2 separate regions of the Mus musculus genome follow, and region 1 is linked to region 2. The links are chromatin loops, found by intact Hi-C in ENCODE. Cell type or tissue: left cerebral cortex. All regions are shown on one strand. Links, peaks and the distances in the headings refer to the core of each region. The heading gives the core; the rest is flanking DNA.

What was found. A loop is a pair of places that touch in the nucleus more often than their neighbours do. Peaks named below come from ENCODE experiments on the same cell type or tissue, not always from the same donor. Only the 100,000 strongest peaks of a DNase experiment are listed, where the experiment ranks them.
Region 1: it touches region 2 in a loop (2.0-fold over the local background); 7 of 42 quality-filtered maps call a loop at or near these places.

What each region holds. Positions count from the first base shown.
Region 1 is chr8:11,834,218-11,846,873 of GRCm38, forward strand. It overlaps Tex29 (testis expressed 29), which reads left to right and starts at 6,304. Exons shown (of 7, transcript NM_029326.1): 1 at 6,304-6,424; 2 at 6,665-6,759; 3 at 9,935-10,045. The coding sequence starts at 6,702. It overlaps Arhgef7 (Rho guanine nucleotide exchange factor (GEF7)), which reads left to right. Exons shown (of 22, transcript NM_001372321.1): 22 at 1-1,002. In left cerebral cortex, for the core only: no CTCF peak of the experiment used is centred there; DNase peaks (open chromatin) are centred at 7,491 and 9,892.
Region 2 is chr8:11,905,347-11,921,230 of GRCm38, forward strand. No RefSeq gene overlaps it. Among named protein-coding and RNA genes, the nearest start is that of Tex29, 73 kb to the left of the region's middle. In left cerebral cortex, for the core only: no CTCF peak of the experiment used is centred there; DNase peaks (open chromatin) are centred at 8,350 and 9,823.

The DNA.
Region 1 (12,656 bases), core at 4,390-12,389, 71 kb before region 2:
CACAGCCTCTTTCCCTAGGACGTGACCCAGCCCCCGCCCACCCACCCACCTGTGGAGGTTTCTGCGTGGGCACTTAGAGGCCGTTTGTGCTCTCTCCTTCTGCCACACTCTAGCTGGTTGCAGTGTCTATGGGTTGTGTCTGTCAGGATCCACCAGAGCCTCCCACCCCTGTTAGCATTTACAGCTCAGTGTGCGGGGTGAGAAAAGCTGAGCTGTTCCTTTCCTTTTGGTAAGCCCTGTTTTCCAAGCACTCTGCTGACCCAGAAGACACTGCAGCAAAAGGCAGTGTGTTTGCTGTCACAGCAGGTCTCAACTCAGGAACAACACTCCTTGCAACTCCACTGCTGGCACAGGGGCCTGGGGTTGCTGGGCAGCCCCTCCATCAACAGGAAGCAAAGACCATGTTCGCCAGTGTCCTTGCCACCGCCGAGGTTGCCGTCCGTGCCCCAGGACAATTCCTTTCAGACCTGCCTTAATGATTCGCTTGGAGTGTTCCATGAGTATTCATGTTCCCAGCATCCCTACCCTGGACAGGGTGGTTAGGCTGTCAGCACGCCGCCTTGTCTCTCTGAGGATCCAGTGTCTTCCAGGCTCTCCAGGGAGCGAGAATCTGCACCCAAGAGCAGTTCTTTTTAAAACCGGCCCTGGTGTACACACCCACTTCTCTCTCCTGCGTGTCTGCGCGGGGAGCTTTGATACCAACAGCACAGGGCGCCTCTCACCAACTCCTAAGTCCTCTGTGTTCTGTAAGGGATGCGGGGGAATCAAGCCATTTCCTGTCGTGTAGATGTGAAGCACTTTCCGTTCTGAACCATGCTGCGGTGTAGCAGCGTCCGAAACTCCACTGTTCTCCTCCAGCTGCTGCCCATGCGCCCTGTGCACTTCATGCCAACCCCCACTTTCCTGGGACACGACAGGAGACCGCACCGGGGTCGACTGCTCAGTGTGTGTGTGCTACACCCTTGCAATTATTAAACTCCTTATTTTTCTTATCTCACAAAACGTGTTGCTTCATCTTCCTTGAGACGGTCTCCATGTGCATGTCTTGGCTTATCAGGTTTGAAATCCTGATGTGTTCAATGCAGGGAAATACTGTTGAAATCTGGGAGCATTTAAGGATGGTAAGAGTGGGAAACAGAAGTTCTAGGAGTAGTTTCTCTCCCGAATTTCACCCTCCTCCCACTCCCATTAAATTGGAATAACAACTGCTGGTAAGATGTGGGCCATTTTCTGGATTAAAACAAAAGGCAGTGCTCTGAAGGAATCTGGGATCTCTACAAAAGAAAATTACTGCTGCTGTTCAATCAGCTCTGCCTGGTCAGGAGCTGGTCCCGAGTCCCGTTAGGAAGTTCGTACCAGATTTCAGAGACACGGCAGTAGCAGGCCTTCCTAGGTTTGAGACAGACAGACAGACAGACACACACACACACACACACACACACACACACACACACCTTTGTGCCTCAATGCTTTATGGACTGCAGCATCTTCTACCAGATTGCTCTTTGGTCATCCAGAGCTCCTGCAAGCAGTGGATACAGATGTAGGCCAAACACCCACCCCACGCGCGGGGGTTGAGGTGGACCTCAGCCCAAGCCCAGTGAGTCAGGAGCGTGAGCTGGCTTTGGGGCACGCAGCTCTTGCAGTGAGAGTGCCCTGTCTGGAAGGGCTCTAAGGCAGTGCAGGACTCGGCTCTGGCGGACGGTGCTGTCGGTTGCCAGGGCAGCCATGTGAAAGGGTACCTGGGCTGCCATGCTGTGGGCTACACAGGCACTGTGATTTGTCCCTATCTGGCTCCCGTCCGTACCTGGGCAGTTCTCACAGATTGGTCACCAAGTGCAGCACTCATCCCTCTAAGGGAAAAGGCAGCTGTGGGTCTGCAGTCAGTCCTTGCACGGCCTCTCAAGCCTCAGGCCTCAAAAGCACACGGGCGTTTCTTAGGGTTGGCATAGACAGGCTGTTCTCTCCAGCCCCCAGGGCCAGATTCTAACGTGGTTTGGGGAATCTCAGTAGCAAAGTTGGGGGCTCCAGAAGAGCATACACCAAGTAAATGGGCTGGAAGCTTAGTGGAAATCATTAATGTAGTGTTCCCATGGCCTGCAGGTTTCTCAGAGCCATAGACCCTGCTCTGTACCTAGTCTTCCCTGTCAGGTCATGGAGGGTAAGTGGCTTACAAGACAGAGCTGCTGCTCAGCACAACCACAGTGTCTGGAAGCTTGTGAGTCTGGTGATGCGGAATGGCAGGCAGGACATGAGGCTTCTCGGACCCTCAGTCCCACTCAACTTCAGTGTGTGCTGTGAAGGAGCTGCTACCTTCACAGCCAGGGCCTGCTGCTTTCCCACCCACCCCTCCTATCCCCCATTCCTGTCCCCTCCTGTCCTACCTGCCCCATCCCTGACTGCCCCACGGGCTTCCTGCTGCTCGCTGTCCGCTCCTGATGGCAGCCAGCTGGTGAGCTGATAAGAAGCAGGACAGCCACTCAGACCATTGCTCTCCAGGCAGGGTGGCTCGGACTGTCCCTGGAGGACAGGAGCTTGGGTTGCAGTGTAGACCTGTCTAAGGGTCACTGTGTGTGTCCCAGCCCAGGTCCAGGGGTGTTGAAAGCCATGGCCAGCACTCCTATCCTGGTCCCCAAGTGCGGGGAGCCTTTGGCTTCCTGTGTGGATGTGCCCTTTTGTTTTTATTAGTGTTTTATGAGACCATGGCTCTCACACTGGTATTTTCGTTGTGTCTTCACCCTCTTCCTCCAACTGCCAGTCTTCTCCCCAAATCATCTCTCCTCTGACTTTTGTTTTTCTTCTTAGATTTATTTATTTATTATATGTAAGTACACTGTAGCTGTTTTCAGACACCCCAGAAGAGGGCATCAGATCTCATTATAGATGGTTGTGAGCCAACATGGGGTTGCTGGGATTTGAACTCAGGACCTCCAGAAGAGCAGTCGGTGCTGAGCCATCTCTCCAGCCCCTCTCCTGTGTCTTGATATAACTAATGTGTGTACACACAGGTAACCTTGGTTGCACATGTGAGAGGAAAAAACAGCCTGTTTGTCTCTTGGGGTCCTGTCCACTAACATGCTAGTCTCCAGCGTCTTCCTGCCAGTGACATAGCTGCTCCTTTATGGCTGTGCAGACATGGCATGTTGTCTTCCTTCCTTCCTCTGCTAAGGACACCTAGATTGGTTCCTTCACTTTGTTACTGTGGATCATACAGCAGGGAACACAGATGAGCAACTTACACTCCAGTTATGTCTTACCTGCTCAGAGAACTCAAAATGGATCAAACACTTTTAACATCTTATATTCTGAGATGCAGGTGGAGTGCCATCCTTTCTGGACAGGACTCAGACAGCTCTGGACGCCAGTATCCATAGCGTGCGACAGAGACGCTTCTGCACAGCAGCCCCCGATTGTTACATACTCTGAATCTGCCTGAATTCCCCACTTCCTTGCCCCCAACCTGGCTTTTCTCATTTCTCAGTGTGTCCGTCCATCCGTCTGTCTGCATTTCCTATTCTGGCTGGTTCCCAGCACCTGACCCTGAAGCAACACTGGGAACCTCTGTTCCCGAGAATCCCTGGTCTCAACTCTGCCCCAGCCCATCCTCATGTCCTTTCGTCCCTTCCCCCTGCCCTTGCCACTCCCCACCTCTGTCATCGACAGTAGCGGTCGATTGCTTTGTGGAAATTCCCAATAATATAGTTGGGGCCTGCTGTTGCTACCTCCCAGAAGGGACCTGTGGGTGAGGGGCAGGCTAGCTGGTGCATCATTCTCTTCTAAAAGCATTTCCTTTTTAGCTTTTCTTTCAGGGTGCTGTTGGGGAAGGTTTGCACTGGCCTGTGTTGTGGCCAGTCACAGGCCAGGCCTCAAGGTACCTTTAACAGAATTCACCCCCTTAGGCACTCCTTAAATGGGGACAGTTCTCTGCTCTAAGTTACTTTCTGCTGTTTTGGAAATCCTGAGGGCAGGTGTGTAGAAGGGAGGCCCTGTAATGGCTAGGTAAGCATCAAGCAGGTGCACTGCTTAACATAGCTGTGGTCTGGACACTCCCTCATCTTCTGGGAACTGTTGGGGTCACAGGAGACATAAGTATCAGCTCCCATCACACGAAACAAATCGGAGTGACCAGGAACAGTTGCACGGACACCCACAGTCACAAATCAAATGACATTCACACTTTAATACCTTTAGTGATACCCTGGTGGGGGCATGCACGGAGCAACAGGGGAGTTTCATAGTAGGTTTCAGATGCTATGAAATTACATCCTTAGCTCTTGGCTGTGTGGATGCTAATGGTATATTGATACATTTTAACAGGCTTCACCTGTTAAGGTAAATGTTAGGTCTAACCCAGAAGTAGGGTGATGAATGGCTGTTGCAGGGCTAAGGCCAACTCTGGATTGTTTGGATGTAGAGCTGTATCATTCCAGCTCTTCACTGCTCTAACCAGGCCCTCGGCTTTGCAGATTGTGTAACGGATATGTGGTTGGTTGTCTTCTGGGGCTTAGGGCTTACTGTCAACAGGTAGCACACTAGTGACCACGGAAAGGCGAGCTTCTCTGACTAGAAGAGGGGTCTCATTCACCACTGACCCAGTGTCCGCCTGGGAAGTGAAGGCAGAAAGAGGGTGCACAGGTCACAGAAACCCCACTGGAACACTCACCGCTGCCAACGATAGTGTTTGTGTAAAAAATATAAACGTGTGTTCGAAACCATGGTGCAAGATAGAATATTTGTCTAGAGATCAGTTTTCAATAGGCCAGGAGCAAGATAGTCGATTTTTATTAATAACGAAAAGTATTAAATAGAAATAAAGTGAAAGATGAAGACCTTTAGATCGGAGGGTGTTGAAGCCATGGCGGTTGAAACAGATGACAGTGGGAATGGTTGAGGTCCCAGAGTACGAGGGTGCTGACTTCTCACCTGTCTCCTGCCATGCTTAGGAAGCCCTGGACTTGTTTGTTTCTGTTCTACATCTCAAAGAAGTTCTGCAGATTGTGAGGGGGTGGAAATTAGCAAGACTGTGTAAGAACCTTGTGAAGATGTTAATACTGGTCAATACTGGCATCAAGGGGTCTCCATCAAAGGGCAGACACGGGAGACGACCCAGACCTGGTCTGAGTAATGACTCAAAGGTGCTCTGTGGGCCCAGTTTCTTGGTTCTGGCCGTGGCACTGTGGGCTGGGAGCATGCACACACCTTCCCTCGGAACTCACTGGGGACCTGAGCCCTGGGCTGTTTGGGACCTGGGTCCCTGCCTCTGCCGAGCCCAGGTGTTCCTGCAGCTCAGTTCTGCCCTGTGGCAGGGTTCTGCTCTTGGCGGATTGGAAAAACTGAGAGCAAGGGAGCCTTGCTAGGCAGTCCCTGGTTTCCCCACCCTCCACATGCAAGACAGCGGCCAGTTCCTCCACACCTGGCTGTGCTTGCTGCCTCAGTGATGGCTGATAAACAGCTTCACCCCAGGGAGCAGTAGCTCCCAGGATAATTAATTTCCTTCATATTATGCAGCCACCAGCTTTTATTTCTGTAAAAGTTGCCATGTTTGCAAGAGCTGCTTCTTATACACATCCTCTTGGTTATTAAATGCCAACCACATTTGTTTACAAATAAAACCAAGTTAATGAAATACTGCATCTACATTAGCAAGAGCTGAGAGCACTGCGGCCTCCGCAGGCTCCAGAGCCTTGTGCTGGCCTTCAGTGGTGTACCTCAGGGAGGGTCCCCACAGAGCATTGCAGTTAGAAAGGGGACCATCTCCAGCAGCTCACTTCCCAGCCCTGACCTACTTGGGATTCTTGCAACACCTGGAAAATACTGAAACATATGGCAGTTTCCAGCAAGGAGCAAAAGGAAGGTTGTCACTGTCACAGCCCCCTTCCAAGGGCATGCTTGCACTGTGATAAGCAGAAGGGGCCCACTCTGAGGATGGAGGCATAGGACTCACAGGGCCTTGTTCCTTCTCCTGTGGATAGAGGGGACCTTGTTTTGTTCATGGTTGCACCCTAGTAGTGTTTGCGAAAACACTCCCAGAAAACAAAAGTCACATGGCGAAATTTAAATATATGATCCTGCTCCCAAGCTCACCACGCTTTCAGGAAGGAGCAACTTGGATTCTAACTTGAGGCTTCAGAACAGTACCTTACACAGGGGAGATTTCCCCAGCCCATTAGTGTGCTTGGCCCCCTCTCTCCATACCCAGTCCATAGAATGAGGTGCTGTGTAACCCTTTTATGACCTTGAGCTTCAAAATGATGTCACAATAAGCAGGGACTGGTTTCCTTCTGTCCACCCTGACCTCCAGCTACTTGTGAGCCGTAGACAAGAAGCTGAGGTAGCCAGTTCGTGGCTTAACCAAAACATTGTTCCTTCTTAGAGGCTACCAGAGAGGCAGTGCACAGACCTCAGTTCTGGAACTGATGGACAGGTTGGTGACTACCCCTCCACCCTGAGGCCAGGAGAAGCCCTCAAAGTTTGGCCTGTTAATTCTCTAGTACCCGTACAAAACGCCCCAAAGATGGCCACACTGCCACCCTGTGCTGAGGTGTCCTGACTGACCTGTCTTCAGGTGTGAATACTCGGAGGTCCCTGTGTGCTGAGGTGGCCTAAGCTATCTTTTAAGTGTACAACTCCTGTACTCCCTGTGCTGAGGTTTCCTGTCTTCCAGGCATATTTGATCCCTGTATCCCCCGCCAGCTGCTACCATGAAAGACACCAAAGAAATCAAGAGGTCCCCACCACATCTCCTGAAGAAGTTTGCAGGTAACATGGAAGAGACTCTTGGGGCTGTTTGCATGGAGAGTTTGGCTGTCGTGCCGTCTGGCTTATCTGATCAAGGAAAGCAGGGACGTGTGTTTCCAGGTTACCCCATGGAGCCACCTTGAGATCTCTGAGTCTTGAGCCATTACAGAGCAGCCCCTTGGGATTTCTCACACTAGCTCAAGAAACAACAGGGAGTCCCAGGGCTTTTGGTTGGTTATACTCTTCAGTCACTTTAAAGCTCTCATCTCTCGGAAGTGGCTTTTATAGAATACGTTCTTTTTTACAACAAGGAGCACGCTTCTCCTCCCCACTAGGTATGTAAGCAGGCATTAGACACTTGACCCTGGGTGTGGAAGTCGTGCAAAAATATGATTTTCTCAAAGGCACGTTGACTGTGCATGGTATAATTGCATTTACTTTAAGTCAGGCAGGAAAACCTTCTAGAATTGCGTGCTTCGCAGGAGGAGCCTCAGACCACTGGGGACTGTCACCTTCCCTCCCAAATCTCACTGTTTGAAACTTCCTTTTTTTTCTCTCCTCAATGGTGCATGTATTTATGCATTGCTATTATGCCATATGACATGGAGAAGCAGAGAAGAAATGTGTTCATCTTTTGTTTGTCTCCCTTGGAAGGCAGGCCAGGCGTGTTTCTATGGGATTCCCTGAAAGAAAGCCAACTTCTCCCTCGAGGCTGGGAGTGGGAGGGGAGGCTCAGCCACGGTGGGGTTGGGGAGGCATTAGGTCATGCTGGGGCCAGACACCTCCACAGGCCAAAGACTCTTAAAAGGACCGATTGCGATATCTGATTCAGAACAAGGAAGCCATGCCGGAGATGTAGGCAGACTGGAGCCACAGAGAGCAGCAGAAACTACTGGGCCAAATCAGAGCGGCTGCTCTGTATGTTTGGCTGGGATCCAGTGGCTCTGTCGTCTCCCACTGGGAGAGCAGTAGCTATAACAAAGGGTGGAAAAACTCTGTCCTTAAGGTCCTTGTGTGCAGCCTCTTGGTCTCCATCTACAGCTAGGAGCCCTGGGGAACTGTCTTCATGGGGTGGGATCAGTACCTACCTACCTCTGCAAGAGGTTCCTGGGAGCTGTTGGACACTGGCCCTGAAAACCTAAGCTTGGAGCTGGGACACCCCACTGCAGGTTTCAGGGGGCAGCTGAGAGGAGACCACAGGATACAGGTAAGCTGTGTCTTGGGGCAGGAGGCTGTTTTAGGGGTGCATAACGTATCTAGGGACTGTTGAGCTGTAGCCCTGGGGCATGAAATGATCCCCGCTTGGTGTCCAGATTTCCTGGTGTTCCCAAGCTGTGGACCTATGCTTTGCCTCCACGGTAAATGACAGGGACCACACTCCTATTGTTCCTTTGAGCCTCAAAGGCTTGTTGGGAAAATGTAGAGAGGTGAAGCTATGTTTTCTTTCTACAGTGTTGGGATTTTTTGGATAACAATGCATTCACATTTCAACAGCTTTGTTGGCAGACTTGGTCTGGCACATTCACTTTCTCAGCCAACTGAGCACAGGTTCTTAAAGTTCAGTTGTAACTATTAATATCAGTCTTCAGATCACACATCACACAGTAAAACACCTCTGTGAATATATTATATGATATGTTAATATTTATTATATATAACATTAATTTTATTAATTATACAATAAATTATATATAAATAATAAATATATTAATATAACATACATTAATATATACTGATTATATATGTGTACATATATGTGTGTAAGATATATATACAAACAGAGGGGGGCAACACAGGGCTACACAGGGCTCAGGAGAGTTCAAGGACTTCCAAAGAGGGACAAGAGCAGAATCTGGGGCTGCTGATAGAGATACAGAGGCTTGGGGTCGGGATAGAGTTGAGCTACAGCAGCAGAGTTGAGCTGCGGGCACAAGGTATGGTGGAGACTGGAACAGCGAAAGGTGACACTGAACGGTGCACTGACAACTGAGATGACATCATCGGTCGGCACCCAACCGAGACAAAGCCCCTGAGACCGCTGGGAGTTCTCTGTTGGTCCAGATGCACACTGGGGTGGCCAGGAAACAGGTCAGTGATTCTGCTGCTACCACAGTGTGAGGTGTCCTTGAATGGTCCAGGTGAGGGAGTTACACCTTCCCTGTGGTGTGTCCAGCAAGCTCTTGGTCTGATCTTAAGAGCATCCATACATCCTGATATCGCTTTTATCCTGATATCTTCCCATAGTCTGTGCATGTAACACCATGGACACATCTCATTTATTTTTGAAAAATGTACAGGACAGTATCCTTTCTACTTTTAGAGTTAAGTCCCACCTGGGTAGCTCCTGTCACCTGGTGCTGCCGTTCACCCAGATTCACAGTCTTCCTTCATCCTCAACGTGAAGTCTCTCGGGGCAGGGCAAAGCCTGAAGAGCTTTGCCACTGCTTTACATAATAGATCAACCCAGAGCAGAACAGAGCCTGCCGTCTACCCACATGGAGGCACAGAGGCTGCTAGGACACCTGGCAGAGAAGAACCCAGCTAGTCCACGTCGGCCCTGTTAAGTGTTCTTCCAGACCCTTGTTCTGCCTGGTCTCCTGCCTGTCTCTCACAAAGCATCTTGGGAGGGACCCATGGATGCCAAGTGTCTCCTAGGCCAAGTAGGCATGGGCTAGCCAGCTCTTAAACCACCCTGTCATGAGAGACCATTGTGAACTTCCCTACCTGAGTGTTGGGGACCTAATTTGAGTCCCTACAAGATATTCACCTTTAGCCTTGGAGCCATCTCTCCAGTGCCAACTTTTGTCTTTTGGATTCAGCTTCTAAATTCAGGAGCAATGCTCAACCCTCGGGGCTAGCTAGAGCTCAGACTGTACCTCAGTGTGCACATTGCACAGAGTGACCTGGCCACCCTGGCACGTCACGTGTTAGCCCTCTTGGATGCCTGGGGGAGCCCGTGCCTGGCTTGTCACTGCCTTATCACCCTGATCCTCAGCCACCCTTGTATTATGCTCGGTAATTAACTTCATATTATTTTGTTCAGAAATTTAATTCTCATCCTCGTTTCAAAGCAGGATTCTCATAATGAATAATGGAATTAACAGACCCGCGGTTCAATCTGGCAGACTCCCAGTGCACCCCACCCCCATGCCCGCCTTGTTTTTTGCCAAGTCAGTGCTGTGTCTGTGCCTTGCAGTGTGTGACATCCCTCTGTATGACATCTGTGACTACAATGTCACCAGGGAGCGCTGCAGGAGTCTCGACTGCTGTTTCTACAGGGGCGTCTGCTACGAGAAAGCTGTTCCCAGTGAGTGATCCAACCCTGGTCCTTGTCCACTGTTTATGTCACCACAACCTCACACAGCACAACCTCACATACCTCTGCTCTGTGCGGAGTGGAAGGGGTTTCTCACCACAGTCCTTCCTGGAAAAGGCTGGGATTATGAACACTGGGTGTGAGAACGTCCCTTCCAAGACAGCTGCTGGACAGGGCGCTGCTGGCTGCAGCCAGCTAGAGTCTGATTGGGCCGGGCTGGTGGTGTCTTAGCCAAGGACCGTGGGGACAGCCGAGGGACACGATATGACTGGGTTTCTCCTGAGGTCATTTTAGCACCACACTAAGATCAGGCCTGGGCTATCCAAGGAGCTGCAGGGCTGGCTGCCTTGCTCCTGATGAGCCATTTCTAGACATCCAGGTATCTGTGAGGAGTGGGAAAGAACAAAAGAAGCAGCTAACCAGGTCGTTGTAGTGAAGGGTTGTGTCCATTCTGCCCATGGACATGTTTTCCCATGTCAGGACTTGGGCCTTCTGAACTTCTAGGGTTTTCTAAAGCACCACCTCCAAACCTTCATTAAATTTCACTTGGAGACTCATTTATGTCCTCACTTTCAGAATGGTAATTATGGAAGCTGTGTGGGATGCATCCACCCTTAATTTCCATCAGAGAACAGGGGTAAACACTCCAAAGCCAGGAAAGACCATACTGGCCACGCTGTAGGTGGGGACCCTTGCTGTGCTGGCCTCCAGCCCCTGTCCCTCTGCACAATGCTAAATGTTCTTGGGCCCCTCCTTTCCTCTTGTTCCTTTTACTAAGTCCCCAGGTAGAGTGAATTCTTCCACACAGTACTCTGTTCCCTTCCCTGGGTATGTATGTGGCTTTGGAAGTCAGGGAATTAGTGATCAATGTGACCTACCTACCGGATATGCCATACCACACCAGGAAGAGCTGGAGACAGACAGACAGGGCCCACACTTTCTTATGTCAGCATCATGGAGACTGGGCATTTAGGCCTCTGATAGTGACCCAAGAGGTCACAATAGACACACCATTAGCACAAGGACGCTCTTTAGGTATTGACTTTAGAAGGCTCAGGGCCCTTCTCACTCTAGGGGAGGAGTGACCCTTGCATACCAGGACCCATTTCTGCCTTCTGGCAGAAACAATCAGAGCTGGTGCCTTTTTAATTTCTATTTAGAAGAAATGGTCATTCTATAAAATTCATTTTTCCCCCCGTGCTGGCTATAGATCCCAGAGCTTATGCTAACATCCACCCCCAAGTGCGCAGTTCTATAGGTCTTAGTGTATTCACAGAGTCAGACAGCTTTTAACACTGTCTGTCCTGAGGATGCCTCTGATCTGGGTGCTGGGAACCACATTTGGGTTTTCTCTTAGAGTAGCATGCACTCATTTTTTAAAACAGTTTTAAATTTTTAAAATATAACTTTCCCCTTCCCTTCCCTCCCTCCAGCCTCTCCCGTGTTGCCCCTTGCTTTTCTTCAAATTCATGACCTCTTTTTCTTTAATTATTATCACACACATAGACATACAGACATACACACACATTCCTAGATATATAACTACAAGTGGTCATTGCCTGTAGAGTCACATACATGGATGTGACTTGAGAGTGACCACTGTGAACTAGAGAGTTCTTTGAGGATTCTCCCCTGGAGAAGATGATTCCTCTCCCCAGTGTTCCCATCCCTCAGCTGCTATGGTTCTCTGTCTAGGGTCAGGTCCCATGAGGTGTTACCCACATTAGCATGTCTGGTGGCAATGCCTCTGTTCAGAGCATGTTTAGGTAGCCACCTTGGTGAGGTTTCATGGGTGTACTGGCTAGTTTTGTGTCAACTTGACACAAGCTGGAGTTATCACAGAGAAAGGAGCTTCAGTTGAGGAAATGCCTCCATGAGATCCAGCTGTGGGCTATTTTCTCAATTAGTGATCAAAGGGGAAAGGCCCCTTGTGGGTGGTACCATCTCTGGGCTGGTAGTCTAGGTTTTATAAGAGAGCAGGCTGAGTAAGACAGGGGAAGCAAGCCAGTTAAGAACATCCCTCCATGGCCTCTGCATCAGCTCTTGCTCCCTGACCTGCTTGAGTTCCAGTCCTGACTTCTTTCAGTGATGAGCAGCAATGTGGAAAGTTAAGCTGAATAAACCCTTTCCTCCCCAACTTGCTTCTTGGCCATGGTGTTTTGTGAAGGAATAGAAACCCTGACTAAGACAATGGGTGTCACTTTGACATGTCTAGGAGAGACAGTCACCATGTTCCTTTGATGCCTCCTTTCCTGCCATGATCTCTAAGCCTTGGGTAGAGGACTTGTGTTGTAGAAGGCATGGTTGGGGCTCAGTGCTGTGTGGTCACTTGCTCTCTGCGTTCTGATTGATTGTGGGTTTCTGTGTTCTACGAACTTGAGCAAAGTTGCATTTAAAAAAAACAAAACAAAACTGATTTGTTTGTCAGAGGAACTTGTGAGCCAAGAGAGCATTGAGCTCAGTACTGACAGAACTAAAGGCTAAAGAGGTCACTCCGGAGGCTCAGGAGACACCTTCGTGGCACTGGGACAGTAGCCAAGGTGTCACGAAGGCCCCACCCATTAGAGGTGCAATGCAGTAAAGATCCAAATTCATTTGAAAG
Region 2 (15,884 bases), core at 4,459-12,458:
GTCTCCTCCAGAAGCAGCCGACTGTCTTCTGGCCCCTGATTGCGAGGCAGTTGAAGCCTGGCTGAGCAAATTGGGCCAGACAGGATCACAGTTAGATCTGAGCTTATACTTGGAATGGTCATGGGGGAGGAGCGGGTGGATTGCCTGGTTTCCTGACTCATCCCTGTGTGGCTGTCACTGAGGGCAGCGGTGCCAGGTGTTAGAATATCTGAAGATTCCCACCTGGCATGATCATAGCCAACGTCACAGTCCTCTGCTGCCACAAACCCAGGACCATAGTGTTAGCTGCTACAGGGAGACAGCTAGAATACCAGGATTCTCAGGGACCCTGCTTAACTCCGATGTCTTGACTCTGGTTAAACAGTGCCCACGTTAAGTGGCTGTTAATACTTCTCCTGTTACAGCTGCCTGGTTGCCTCCACTGTAGTGAAGGCAGGGCGGCCAGGATGTCATGTTGGGATTCTTGGGGACAACTGCTGTGCTGCTTCTCCCCCCACCCCACTGCATATTGTCCCTCTGCAGATGACGAGCTCCAGCTGCAGGTAGGGTTCCTATCCCCCCCCCCCTCCCCATGTGCCCAGTCATTTGGACATGCTGCTGCCATGTTCATTTTCAGGACTCTGCTATGTCCCAGCACGGAGGTGGGAGGAATGGCCACCATAGCCGCTGTGCCCCTCAGTCAGAGAGTGGCATGCTCTGTTGGGGGGCCTCTGCCTGGGACTTAGAGTTGTGATTGTGCAGTTGAGCTTCAGGAAGAGCCTGGGAAGGAGAGACACAGGATCATGGATGGGATGTGGTCCCAGGCAGAGATATGTGCTTCCTATCATCTGAGCTCACACAGAGAGCTGAGAGGAAGGTCAGGCCTTAATGACTCAGTGATAGACAAAAGTCCAGGGGGATAGGGACTTAGCTGAGGTCCTTCTTTGGGTTGGACCTAGCCTGCAATGACAATAGCTTTCTGATAATCTCTGAGCCCTGTAACAGGAGGACTCTGTGGCCTTCTCCTACCCTCTTATGTAGGAGGCCTCCTCTCAGTCTGTCATCTTTAAATGCTTCTATCTTAGTCACTACTCTATTGTGAGGAGACACCATGATCAAGGCGACTTATAATAGGAAGCATTGAATTGGGGCCTGGCTTACAGTTTCAGAGGGTTAGTCCCTTATCATCGTGGTGTGGGGTGTGGCAGCAGACAGGCAGGCAGGCAGGTACTGCAACAGTAGCTGAGAGCTCACATCTGATCTGCAAGTTGCAGGCAGAGAGAGAGAGAGAGAGAGAGAGAGAGAGAGAGAGAGAGGGAGAGAGAGAGAGGCTTGCTGTGAGCTTTTGAAACCTCAAAACCCGTACCAAGTGTCACACCTCCTAATCTTTCCATTAGTTGGGGACCAACTATTTAAACATTTGAGCATATGGAGGACAGCCTCATTCAAACCAGCACACCTCCCAGGGTGCTCCTCCTGCTGGGGACGCTCACTATGGTCTGGGTAGGGTTCTGAGCTCCCCCTCTCATCCCTCTTTAGAATTCTTTGACCCATGATGGTCACTCTGTTTCTGCATTGTGAAGGGACTTTGTCTTTGACATGTGATACCCCTCAAAAGCCAAACCTTCATGTTAAAATACCTTCTGTAATATTATTTATCTCCTTGCTTTTGCCTTGTATAGGGTACTTCTGCTGCTTTCTAAGCACTGTGTGCTGTGTGTGTGTGTGTGTGGTACCTATAGGTTTGTAATCAAAATGAACACCATTACAGAGTTGCAGGCATTTCCACACTGGCTAACATGGTGTGATTTTTCTTGAGTCCAGGGTGATCTTGGCTTTTTACTTTCTGGAAGGGAAATCAGGTCACTGGGGATATGGGCTCACCTGTCTCTGGTGTCAGGAAAAACCCTACTCCCACTGGAAGAGCATTTTGGAGTGGTGAGATTGTTCAGTGGATAAATATGTCCACCATTCAAGCCTGATGACCTGCGTTCCATTCTTGGAAAACATTAAAAAGTCAGGTGTGTTGGAAGGCATCTTTAACCCCAGCATTCCCGTGTGAGAGGAGAGGTAGAAACAGGAGAACTCTCTGGAGGTTTGTGGGCCAGCTAACCTGGAATATATGGAAACAAAAAAGAACCTGTCTCAACAAGGTGGAAGGAGAGAACAGATGTCCTTGAATTGTCCTCTGATCTCCACATATGTGCATGCACATGCGCGCGCGCGTGCGCGCGCGCACGCGCACACACACACACACACACACACACACACACATTTAGATGTGCATTGAATGTGTTTGTGCTCTGTCTCGCTTACACTGTGTGCATTCCTTTCTCGAACACCTCAAAGTTTACTTTCATTTGGCCTTTAATTTCTTTGGCTTTGTGTTTCCAAATCTTTACCTCTTTGATATGCTCACACCTTTCTCCTTTCCTTTCCTTTCCTTTCCTTTCCTTTCCTTTCCCTTTCCCTTTCCCTTTCCCTTTCCCTTTCCCTTTCCCTTTCCCTTTCCCTTTTTCCTTTTTCCTTTCCTTTTCCTTTTCTTTCCTTTCCTTCCCTTTCCCCTTCTTTCTTTCTTTCTTTCTTTCTTTCTTTCTTTCTTTCTTTCTTTCTTTCTTTCTTTCTTTCTCTTCTACCTCCCTCCCTCCCTCCTGTCTGCCTGCCTTCCTTCCTTCCTTCCTTCCTTCCTTCCTTCCTCCCTCCCTCCCTCCCTCCCTCTCTCTCCTCTCTCCCTCCCTCCCCTGTCTGTCTTTCTTCCTTTCCTTTCCTTTCCTTTCCTTTCCTTTCCTTTCCTTTCCTTTCCTTTCCTTTCCTTTCCCTTTCCCGTTTCTTTCCTTTCCTTCCCTTTCCCCTTCTTTCTTTCTTTCTTTCTTTCTTTCTTTCTTTCTTTCTTTCTCTTCTACCTCCCTCCCTCCCTCCTGTCTGCCTGCCTGCCTTCCTTCCTTCCTTCCTTCCTTCCTTCCTTCCTTCCTCCCTCCTTCCCTCCCTCTCTCTCCTCTCTCCCTCCCTCCCCTGTCTGCCTTTCTTCCTTTCCTTTCCTTTCCTTTCCTTTCCTTTCCTTTCCTTTCCTTTCCTTTCCTTTCCTTTCCTTTCCTTTCCCTTTCCCGTTTCTTTCCTTTCCTTCCCTTTCCCCTTCTTTCTTTCTTTCTTTCTTTCTTTCTTTCTTTCTTTCTTTCTTTCTTTCTTTCTCTTCCTTCTCCCTCCCTCCTGTCTGCCTGCCTTCCTTCCTTCCTTCCTCCCTCCCTCCCTCCCTCCCTCCCTCCCTCCCTCCCTCCCTCTCTCTCCTCTCTCCCTCCCTCCCCCGTCTGTCTTTCTTCCTTTCCTTTCCTTTCCTTTCCTTTCCTTTCCTTTCCTTTCCTTTCCTTTCCTTTCCTTTCCTTTCCTTTCCCTTTGTTTTTTTCTGCATGGCCTGGGCCAACACCTGCAGGACTCTCAGAATCATGGCCCATCTCAGACAGCTGCGCTCACTTCTGGTGGTAGCTGGGCCTGCGCTCCAACAGCTTGGCCACTCCAACCACAGGGCCTGAGGGACTCTGGGTAGCCTTTCCAAGTCTGGAAGAGGCTGGTGACTAGAGATCTCAAGGGCATGCCGTGCTGATGGACCATGGAAAGGGGATAGACAGTGTCTGAGCAATCACTTGTGTTCAGATACGGTGTTTGTGTGCAAGCAGAGTGGTGATCATGTTGAACCAGAGTCTGAACTCAAGGGGCTGTGGGGCAGCTAGCCCTGTGAATCTTCTCTGCAGTATCCACTGTGGAATGTCATGTAGCTGTCCTGTGCCCTGTATCTCTCATGAGCCAAGACAGTGATGGTGACATAGCCCAGGGCCGTAGGTCTAATGACCTGAGGTCTGTAGGGTTCTCAGGACAGCATAACAGACAAAATGAACTGAAAGAACATGGTGAGAAGACACAGTCGAGTTGTGCTTGCTCCTAAGCCCAGACAGTACCACCCCCTGCTGACCCACACCAAGGCTGCCTAGGAGACAAGCAAGCTTTGGCCAGTTTCCATATTTGGTATTTGGGGGAGGGGCAGTGTGGACTCATCTCCTTTTACTGGTCCTGTCCATCTTCTGTGGTGCCTGGAAGCCAACTCTGCCACCTGCTACAAGGCGGAGCTCCTTCTGTCACTGTTGAGGAAATGAGGGTCATGGGCATCTGGGAAAGCTAGACTTGCTGCCATGTTGGATGTAGCATTGTAAAGTTTTGCTGCTTGCCCACTGGGTGCTGTGTCCCCTCAGCATGGGTTGTGGAAAGTCTGGTGCTCGCCACACTAGGACTCTTGTGTCTTCTCAGTCTCTGAGAATCTGCACAAAGCTTTGCTCTAGGGAAGCTGCTTTTCCCAGTTTGTGGAGCACAGGGGCGGGGTTATGATTGTGAAGTCCTGGGAGGTCACATTGGCTTTCTGGAACCCAGGTTCTTTAATCACTAGTTCAACATGAAAATGGTTCCCCTTACAGGATCCGTTCTTTTCTTGCCCGGCAATGCTTTTGTGTCTTTGCTTCCAAATCCAGGAAGTCTGGGCAGAAGCCACCACAGGCCGGAGCATCCTATATGTGGATGAGAAGCAGGAAGAGAGCAGCAAGGCTCTGTGAGCTGACTTTAAGATGCTAGAAAACGGAAGTGAGGTCTGGCACTAATATCTTACTAGCATCTTATCTTTTTAACATTAATATCTTTTAAAAGATAAACCTAGTTTTGAATTCATGGGCTCCTGGCTGGGTCAACATCTGCAATCTGCTTCAACACACCGGATTTCTCCTGTCTTAGAGCGCTGGCTGGCCCATGAATTGCTCAGCCAGATTTCATGCTCATATCTCAAAGTCTGCAGTGCTGCATGCTCTGGCCAGCTCTGACCTGCTCTGGCTGGCTCTGGCCAGCTCTGTGCTGCTCTTGGTGATGCCCTGACAGGTGTCAGGGGTTTGGTGGTCATTGGTGAGGGGCATGGACCTCTATTCTCCCCTCTCCCCTCCCTCTACCTCCAAGTCTCCCAGGCAGAGCACCACACTCTTGTGCTTAAACAGCCGCAGCGATTTCCAAACACTCTGGGAGTGAGCTCATCTAGTCTGTGATGGCCACCTTTTTACTGTGTCGTTAATGGGTGAACTTTCTCTTCCTCTCCTCAAGACCACAATCCTAAGGAATGAGAACCTACTGTTACGACCTCATCTAACCCCAGTGACTCCCAAAGGCCCTGTCTCCAAAGATATCTCATTGGGCTCTGGGTTCTGACATGTGAACTTGGGCCATTGTTCACCCTAGAGCACCACTCTAGATGCAACAACAGACAGCTGCAAGCAGAAAACAGGCTGCCACTAGAACTCATGGGTTATGTACTTGTGAACTCACTAGCTTGCCAAAATTAATCTCTAGCCCCTAAATTAATATCATGCCTCTGTGGCTTCTTGCAGGTCTGCTTGGAGTGGCGAAGAATCTGAGCAGTGTCCAGGGAGCTATTCTAGCCGAGCAGGAAGAGGTCTCTGCTCCCTGCAGCTTGCTCTGTGACCATGCAGCCTGGTGTCCCACACGCAGGAAGGCCACGATATGCCTGGTGGAGAACACACGTGTGAGGTGAACTTTGTTCAGTGTGGTTTCTGGAGATGCAGCTGTGGTTCTGTGTGGAGAAACCCACACCACCTAAAAGAAACAAGCCAAGGTCTTGGATTTAGTCAGTTGTCAAAAACATGACCAGATAATTTTCTCCTGGGATCAATGCCTGGGCTTCGCTGGATGAGTGATGATGGTCCGTGATGGTTTCACTGCAGACTCCACCTTTTCCAACATGGAATAGGCTGCGAGTACAGAGCCGACAGCCCAAGCCAAGTCAGTTTGACTTTAGCCATGTGGCCTGTACCATCACACCAGCGATGAACGCCCCATGCTGGAAGTGTGTGGAGCATCCACGCAGGCTAGTGTCTAAACAACATTATTCTTGACGCTGCCGAGGTCAGGTTGGTGGCCATGACCAGTGGCCATCGCAGAGCTGGGAAGGGAAGTCACTGATAGTGGCTTCAGGGATGTGAAGTCATTCAGTGTAGATCAAGGAGCACATACAATGTTGGTCAAGAAACACACACAATGTAGGTCAAGGAACACACAGAGCGTGGATCAAGGAACACACTGTCTTCCACACCACATGAGCTACTCTGGTAACTGATCTCCCAAAGGAAGCCCCAGAGTGTATAGGACACTCACTGGGGCAGGTGATGTGGGTTGAGTTCAAAGCCATCTGGGCCAAGTTGAGGCAACTTACCCTACCTGCTTGGGCTCTGGGAAAGGGCTGACTCACCTGTCTCTGGTTAGGTTTGTTTGAAGACAGCAGAGGACAGCCTCCTATCAGAGAACTGGTCCAGCTTCTTTGCTCTGATGAGTTTTATTTCTTTTAAAAGCACATAAACATTACCAGGAAACTGTGACGATCACACTTGACTGATGGGTGGAGGCCTTGACAGCCCTCGCCGGCCCAACAGTCTGATCTTGCCTGACACCACTGGAACGGGCTGGCTGTCGGCCCGAGCATCAAGTTATTTTACCATAGGCTCTATTTGCATAATATCAAGTGCAGGTTTCTTTGGCAACCCCATGAGCTTAGCCATTATTGCTCCCGTTTTAATGAAAGGAAAAGTATGCGCATGGGGCGCGAGCCATTTTAACAATAACTATCCATATCATTTAAACATTTGCCCCTATACTGTTCCAGGGAGCACTTGAGTTCCCACAAACTTCCTTCTCCCTTGCGCAAGGAAAACAAACAAGCCAAGAGCTTTTCCGCACCCAGTCTTGCAGCCCAGGTGGACTGCTATTTGCTGTTCACAGCTATAGCTTCTTTTACTTTAAGCTTCGGTAAATGGAAACACTTGATGTGGCAGGAGTGTTCTCTCCAGTGCCCTGGGTGAGCCTGGCTGAGGGAAGCCAGATAACTGCCACTCAACCTCCCGACACACCCTGCACCCTGACCCTGGCAGCCTGCGAGTGTGGCTGTAATTCCCGCATGAACTTTGTCCCCGGGTGTCTGTTTTTGGAGCATGCTGGGGTGACATTCAGCCTCCACATTCATTTTTATGATAATTCCGGAGCAAATTGTGGTGCAATAAACTCTTCAAGCCTGTCTTTCTGGTGAAAGCCGTGAATCAGTCAGCCTGGGCGTTTTGGGGGCTTTTCAATGTATGGTGATCATTTAGATTTGACGCGCATTGTGAGACCTTAGCGTGCCTCCTCTCCCTTCCCTGTCATTAATTCCAGCCCGCACCATTCTGAAGTACCGTGAAGGATGGCTGAGAAATCACTGCCCTCCTCAGCTCTGCTGTTGCACAAAATAGCAGCGCAATAATTTTTTGTCAATGTTTTACTCTAAAAGCTTTCTACGTCAGTTTTGAAAAGGAAGCAATAAAGCCCATTCAATGGTATGAATAAAAACCCTTTGAGGGTTGGGAGCAGAGCTTCCTTTCTTCAGCTGGTAATCAAATTGGAGCTAAAATGAAATTGAGTTTTCTTATGAAAATAGGCTTTGTTGCTGGGAAGGCTGGTAATTCATAAACAATAACCTGCTCTTTTGTGTGGATAATAATATATTCATGTTCTTTCAATAGGGTAAAAGCCAGACCTAGTGCATTATGGTACAGTAAAAATAGCAGAAGGGGCTGGCTGGAACGATCTTGAAGAAGAAATGTAGCATTCAGGGACGGCACCTCTGAGTCCCTCTGAAAGCCTCCTTTGCTCTCTATCCGTGTGCCGGTTCCCGTGGCTGATTCGCTGCGACCACACGGTATTTGGTTAATTGTGGACGGTCCCAAGCTGTGCTCATCACTGCGAAGGCTGCCGACGAGGAGGCTGTAGTTGGCAACCTGCTTTCTGAAGGAGCAGCCCTGCCTTGACAGGGATGGAGGAGTCCACAGGCAGGCACAGGCCGGCACCTGGACAGGGTACCAGGTAAGGTGGCTGGTTCCTCTGGAGTCTTGAGAAGACGTTCTGGTGCTCAGCCATGATGTGGGTGTGTGATGTACTGAGGGTGGGGTCAGACACTGGTCACCGAAGGGGAACATACCTAGCTGTGAACCCAGATCAGAGGTGGGTCAAGGCTGTTGTGTAATTGAGTTGCTCTGGGTGAGACCTCTTGAGGGGACTCCAGGGTTGTGCCTGCTGTCCCCTGGAAGTGTTTGCTCTTACAGCCTAGATCTGGTCCTTAGAGACCCAGTGATGTTGGGAGCAGATTTCCTTATGAGACCTGTGTTTGCTGGACTAGACTTGGAAGTTTGGGGAGCGGGGGAGGGAAGGAGCTTTTACTGTCCTGGAGATGTCTTTCTGGATGCAGGATGTGGGCGGTCCAGACTTGGATACTCAAGTTGGCAGAAAGTTGTGTTTTGGTGATTGTAAGACTGTGTGACACACTCGTCTGTACCTTGGGTTGTGGAAACAGACACAGTGTTCTTGGACCCAGCAGCAGGTCCAGGGCAGCCAGATAAAGGGGAGCTTTCTTTTGAGGTCATTTTCTCTCTGTTACTGGGACCGTGGCATTCAGAGCATAATTGCATGCAGCCGTCTTGTGAGGCTGTGAGCCTCAGGAAGAGCAGTCGTTCCACAGAGACCTCTGCCACTTGGAAACTACTTTTTGGTTGCTGTTTTAATTTTTGGCTTTGAGTTAGGCTCAGTGGACAAACAAGAAAGAGTAAAAGAACTCAGCTTGAGGTGGGACGGGAGGGTGGCAGTGGGACCAGACAGAGTGTCCCCAGCCGCAGAGGGAACACAGGTTGGCGATTTCATAGCTACTGTTTCGGGTGTTACCCTGCGTCACCTTTTTCTGAGCCTCCCTAGGAACCAGGAATGATATATATATATATATATATTTTCTTTCTGGTTCAGCCTAAGGTCTCTTAACTCCATTCTTGAATTATAAATTGGAGACATTGACTTGAGAGCCATGCTGTGGCTGTGCAGTTTTAAGACAAGAAACTTTGACAGTTTCCACAGGAGCTGGATCAGCCAGGGGTGAGCCTGCCTCCACCCCATGCCGGGACAGAGAGCAGGAGGGCTTTGCTTGTTCGCAGATACATAAGGGATGTGCGCTGGGTTCACCCTGGCTATCGGGCACCTCTGTGCGGTTTGGGTGTTTTAACAATGAAATTACATGCTTGATAAACGGAACTTTTAAAGGCGCAGTGGAAGCTGACAGTTGTGGTAACATGTGTCATTATCCAATTAGTTAACACAAGGTTGTTTTTATGCCGTACTTAACACACCTCTGTGTTTTCAAATCTTAACCAATATTACTTTCATCAAAGTCTTTCAGCAATAAAGGTTCTAATTGTTTGCATCTTATCCTGCTGCTCTCGTGATTCTGGGCTTTTCAGCGCCACAATCCCCTTCATACGGTCTGATTTTGAATTTATCTCAAGTTCATTTTGGGGGAGAAAACCCAGAATTCTTTTGGCTTTCATTCTGCACTTTGTCAACGCCCCCTCCCCCTCCCAGTTCCCGCTGGCAAAGCCGCAGGCTCGGAGCTTTATTCTTGTGCTGTGAAAGGCAGGATTGCTAACTGTCAGAATTACCTTTCAGGGTGGTGTAATGGAAACTATAAAGGAAAGTTCACTGTGCTGTTTCCCAGAGGAACAACAGAAAACTGGTTTTAGTCAGAGAAAACCGTTACTTAGTCTCTACATGGAAATTGTGATTTCTTCATCTTGTACTCGGGTGGTCTTTCATCTGATGTCCGCCTGTCTTGACGCAGAGGGGGTTCAGGGCAATTTCTGTCTGGTAGGGACAGCTGAGTGCCGTGGCAGAGGCCAGGTGGGCAGCCCTGGAGCCTCAGTGGCAGTGTCTGGGAAAGATCACGTGACTTGGAGGGCCCTGGCCGGAAGCCCAAGCTTTTCTCTAGTTCCTAAGCAGAGAAAAACAGCTGTGCTCACTCTTCTGTCTTGAAGACTTGGCGATTTCTTTTCTTCCCTCTTCTGGACCCCCCAGTGCTAAGATGGAAGCCAGGGCTTTGCTCATGTCAGGCAGCCTCCATCATAGAGCCACACCCCCAGTCTCCTGTCCACTTCTGGATGTCCAAGTGTCCCTTGATACATTCCTCAGAGGCAGTCCATCCTTCAGTGGTAGGGTCCCGCAGCATGCGCTGGTGCGGATCTTCACATACCGACACCGCCTCCCGCCCCCCAGCTCTGCCGCGCCCCGCCCCCAGGAATCCTTAGGAGAGAGGACATCTCAATTCTATGGTCCTTCAGATGAGGTGTTGAAGATGGCTTCCCAGTGGGAAGTGAGTCTTCCAGGAAGATGGGTATGGTATTGTTGCTACTAAAATTTCTGCTACCATCTCTGGTGCTGGGATGGAATGAGACCAGGGCTTCACACATTCTAAGCAAGTGGGTTATCTCTGAGCTTCCGCTCCAGTCAAATGCAGGTCCACTCCTGCTGAGTCAGTCCTTCAGTCCAGAGTGGTGTCCTTGCCCCAGTCTGCCCCTCGGGTGTGCTGTGGGAAGCCCCTCCAATGCGGCCCGCAGAAGGTGCTGCTGGCTGGGCTGTTCCACGGGAAGGGCTCCTTGCAGACAGGGAGGACTTGAGAGTGTACTAGAATGGCTTGAGAACATGGAAGTCGGGGTGCCCGCTGACAGGCAGGGCGCTAGGTGTTCACATCTTTTAGAACTTGAGAGGTTCCAGGCTCTGTACCCACCATGATCCTGCGTGAATACGTTGCACTTGTCCCTGGCTAGAGCTTCACTTTCCCCGACACCCAGTGACTGCAGCCAATCAGGGTACAATCTACCTCATGCTCTGGGGACCAGTAGTCCGCAGTGGTGGCACTGTCCATGTGGGGTCCTGTCCTGTGATCTTTGGCCACATAGTAGGTCTACTACTAACACTCTTAAAGGGGACATAGACTTGCCTAGATCACTTGGCTATTTCTGACAGGTAAGGGTCCACTGGTTTAGTTTCCTGTAGTGACTTGGCGGGGGGGGAGTGGCTAGAGAATTGAGGAGGTAGTGGGCAGAAAAATCCATAGAGAGAAGTGTGTGTGTGTGCTTTATGACAGTCTCATCCAGCTAACTGATGTTGCCTCAGTCCTGTAGGCTGACCTTTTGTTAGGAGTTAAGTGTAAAGTTAAGACTTTACACTAAGGTCAGTATGGACATAGTGGCATCGGCCCTCCCATCCTTCCTTCTTTCCCTCCCCTCCTGACCCCGCCCTTGCTCCTCCTCTTGTCTACAGATCTGTGCTTACCTTGTTAGGACAAGGATGCTGCAAGGCTGTAGGTGGCTTCGACGCTGATGTAGAAGCTGATTTCTTTCACTTTAGCATTGACTGTGATGCTGGTGGGTGCAAAGGCCTTTCACACTCACCTTGCTCCATGGCTGGCTGGAGCTTTCTGCAGCCTTCCTGAGGGGCAGAGCTTTCCTGGAGGCTAGGCACAGACAGGAATGCTTTATCTCAACAGTTTGTGAGAGTGCTCTACATCAGGACTTATCTAGAAAGCACGAGAAAGCGACTCCTGTATCTATGGGAGGTATCGGACCAATGCTTAACATAGCACTTCTTTTTGAAAGTTAAAAGTGGTATTTTTGGAATACAACCGTTCCATCAAAAATCTTGGCCCCTGGGAGAAAGTATTTAGTCCAAAGGGTGTTTTTAATCGTTTTAGAGACAACTGATGTGTATCTGCATGTGCATCTGTGCATGAGCATGTGTGTGCAGTGTGTGCATGTATGTGCAAGTGTGTGCCCGTGCACCTGTGCATGTGTGTGCTCATGTGTTTGTGCATGTGTGTGCATTCGTGCATGTGTGCGTATGCGTACAATGTGTGCATATGTGTGCAATGTGTGTGTATGTGTGCTCATGTTTGTGTGCATGTGCATGAGCTTGCTTGCTTGCTTGGCTGGCTTGAGACTCGCTGTGTAGACCAGTTTGGCCTTGAGCTCACTGAGGTCCTCTCCCACCCACGTGCTACCATTATAGGTGTGTGTCCACACGTGTGGCTCTGCCCTGCATTTCAATGTGGAGACTAATTATCAAGTATCATCTTTGAGGTTTCCTGTGATGGTTGTTGGATGCCTCATGACCGTACTCATTTCTAGGGGCAATAGTTGGGATTAGTAATTATCGTTTCCCCTCAGTGTTGCTGTACACTGAAGACATCTTTAAAGATAGTACAAGTCATTGTATTACCCAGTCTGTTGGCCTGGAAAATGCTGGACCCTGGCTCCAATGGGGACCGGCACTTATGGAATGGGTTCCAGGTCCCCTGAAGATGTCAAAATCTGTGGATGCTGAGTCCCTGCTACTGACTGGTGTGTTGTTTGCATGTGACCTCCACATGAATTCTGCATGCTTTTGGTCTTCTCTAGTGACTTACGACACCTGAGACAAGGTAAATTCTGGGATGTACTCATTGTTCTGTGCTGTTTAGTCACTGAAAGCAAAAACATCAGGACTGATGAAATTATGTTTTGGGTAATTTTGACATCTAACCTAATGTAAATGAATGCATTAATGCACTTAGAATATATACCACCTTTCCTGTTATTTTGCTTAAAAACAACTGAAGTTGGGCTCTGTTATAAGTATCTTTGTTGTCATTCTTGGTTTATAGCAAAGAGTTGGACATCTATGTTTATGGGGGAAAAGACTTAACTAGAGAAGACCTCACAGCACCCACAGCAGGCAACACTTAGCACTGTTGTTATTAGATGTGATTTCCTCCTTGGGTCTGTGTCTGCAGTGTGGTTACCTCTTCACCCTGGGTCATTTTCTCTCAAAGCAGTCATTGCCTTTGCGTGACAGCGTGGCCTTCTTCCTTCTTTTGAGTTTTGTTGATGGCTCTTTCAGGAGTCACCTCGTTCCCCATTCCCCATACTAGGTGCTTCCTGGGCCCTCATGTTAAGAACAAGTTATTTTCTCTGAGTCCCAGACTTATTTAACCCCTCACATGCATGTTTTCATGGCAGTGCCTTGGCCTGCAGCACCATGAAGCACCTGGCAGTTATCAACACATGCACAGCTAGCATGGGGCTGGTGAGTGAGCAGCGGTGTCCCCCACCGCTGAAACAAGCAGGCAGTGAAGACTTTGTCTCTTGTCTTAGCCTGGTCTTGCCTTTCAGAACCTCCACGTAGGACTTTGACCCTGAAGCCAGCTGGCCTGGACCTACATTGTCCCCCATTTTTGCCATGTGAATCTTAGTCTTGTCTTCATCGTAAGCAGCTGAAATAAATCCAGGAGATACCCAGGACAGCTCCAGAAAGGGGTCCTTATCTGTGTGGAGAATCCTAGGTCCTGGGTGCTGTAATGTGCTACAAGGTCTCCATCTTAGAACACGGAGCCTGGGTCATCACCCACTGGGGCGGGTGTGTGTGTGTGTGTGTGTGTGTGTGTGTGTGTGTACCAGAGCAGTAGGTTATGAATGTGGGGGTCATAGCAGCGACCAGTTCTCAGATCCAAGGACAAATAACCTGTGATTCCTGGACTGTATCTCCACCCCACGTTCTTCCTGGCTTAAATTCATCTGAGTCACAGCTTCTCCATTCTCACTAAGGCTTGGTCCTCAGATGGCATTTGCTGAACTTCACAAATGGACAGACATTGTTGCTCAGTAAGGAGATGCAGAAGTGAGACATAGCATGATCCTTGAGTGGCCATCCCTTCATGGATGTGGAGACACATGATAGGGTCATTAAGTCCCTGGACATACCCCTGCCTTACTATCAGCCTATGTCCTAGCAATCAACTGAGCCCTTGGTTGACACTGGGGATAAAGTGACATGGAACCCTGGTTGAGATGAGGTGTAAATGTGCCAGGCTGTTTCATCAGAACCACAGACAGCACTCGGTACTCAAGTGGTGGCTTTTGGGAGTGCGGGGCACCATGCGTCCTAATACGAACTTCACCGCTTGTGTTGACATCTTTGAAATCAGGAGTCTCTTTCTTATCAAACAGCTTGGATTCAATGTATTAATCTAGCTTACTCGCCAGCACTGAAACCATTTGAGGAGGGAAGGGGTAGCTGATTCTTGCTGAAAACTTGCCAGCCAGAATCCATTTTCCTGGGACTTCATGGGGGAGGGAACCAGAGGAAAGTTTGGATCTGTGCGGCTCTGATCTGATGGCCGAGTTGGCAGCAAGCAGAGCCTTCAAGAGATGCTGTAGCCTCAGACCGTCACCAGAGCCCTTGGTGGTCACAAGGACTCAGCTGGACCCACCCAGGGAGGGAGACTGGCTGTACTTGGTGGCCAAGGGTCTTGTCCGTACCTGGAGAGACAAATCATCTAGAACAGACTACAGATCCACCCCCATGGGATCAAGGCAGTAAGCCTTGGGCTCCCTTCTGTTAGCTGTGGCCAGGCGCAGCCTATCCACAGCCTAGAGCTGATCGAGGGCCATAAAGAGTTCTTATCCTCACTGTCTGGCCCCTGAAAAAGGCCAGAAGCTCCACTCCAAGGAGCCAGCTCTAGGAGGTCCACACTCACGGCCTCTGAAGAAGTGACAGATGGGTGCTTGGTGACTTTATTTGGGACAAGACTCTGTGACCTCTATCTGAAATTTTACTCTTCACTACATAGGGTACTTGGCTCATGACAGTTCCACATGTGAACTGCCTTCCATGTATGTTGTGGTACTCAGCTCATGACAGTTCCATGTGTGAATAGCCTTCCATGTGTGTTCTGCCTTCACAGTGATTGTATCCACACATTCTCCCTGGCTCTGCTCAGTGTAGTGTTCTTCACACTGCACACAACACTCAGTGCCCCACTGTAATGCACACTCTGTGCTTGGCTCAACCCCAGGCTAGATAAAAGCTCCTTCAGTTGTAGGTCACGACTCTCATATAGTAACTGAATGAGGCGTCACTAAACATTTGCCAACAGTAAAGGTTTTTAAATGAGAAAGTACCAAAAATTATTTCTCAGACCAAATGTGAAAATGGATCCAAGGTATTCCTGGTAGCACACACCTGTGTTGCTCACCTGTGTTGGTCACCTGTGTTGCACACCTGTGTTGGTCACCTGTGTTGGTCACCTGTGTTGCACACCTGTGTTGCACACCTGTGTTGCTCACCTGTGTTGGTCACCTGTGTTGCACACCTGTGTTGCATCCTGGGACCTCACTGCAGCCTGGGTTCTGAATACACAACACATACACACACACATACACACACACACACACACACACACACACACACACACACACACACACACTTGTTCTGCCATGACATCACCCTGACATCCATGCTGCCTGCAGCAGCTCAGGTCACGTTCATGACGACCGTATGCTGTGAGTATTGCTGCATGTTTGCGCTCTTCTGCTTCTGTATAAACATATGTTTAATTATGGGAAATAAAGGCAGCGATTTTCTAGTGATGTTCCTCAACCTGCGATTCTCATCAAGTCAGTTTATCCTTGGGCTGGATTGTGTTGGGCAAACAGAAAGACATTAATCTATCAGTATGCAAATTTGCTTTCATCTTCAATAAATGGCTAAATTACATGTATACCAAGGAACTGTCCTAATTGAGGTTTCTTACGGCATACTTTCAGGGACTGTTTGACTTGTGTGCCTCTTTTATACACCTGCATATCTGGGGTTGCACAGAAGTTTCTTGGGTGAAAAGGCACCGTGTGAACAGTGAAAGGCAAAGTGTGAACAGCCCTGGTTAGATCAAAGGCTCTGAGCATGTCAAGGCCGTGCATTTGTCTTTCTGTGTGTGCGTGTTGTGCATGTGTGTATGCACACTCATGCACATGTGCAAGTGCACATTACTAGGTAGCAGTCTCCTTGTCACATTGGGAAGAAAGGCATGTGGGTGCAGGTGATGAATCAGGCTGTGAGACCATTGGACAAATAGCCCTCCACAACAGATGTTTAGAAAGAGGCATACAGTGGTTTAAAAATAAACAGATTTTAGGCTCTCTTAACTCATC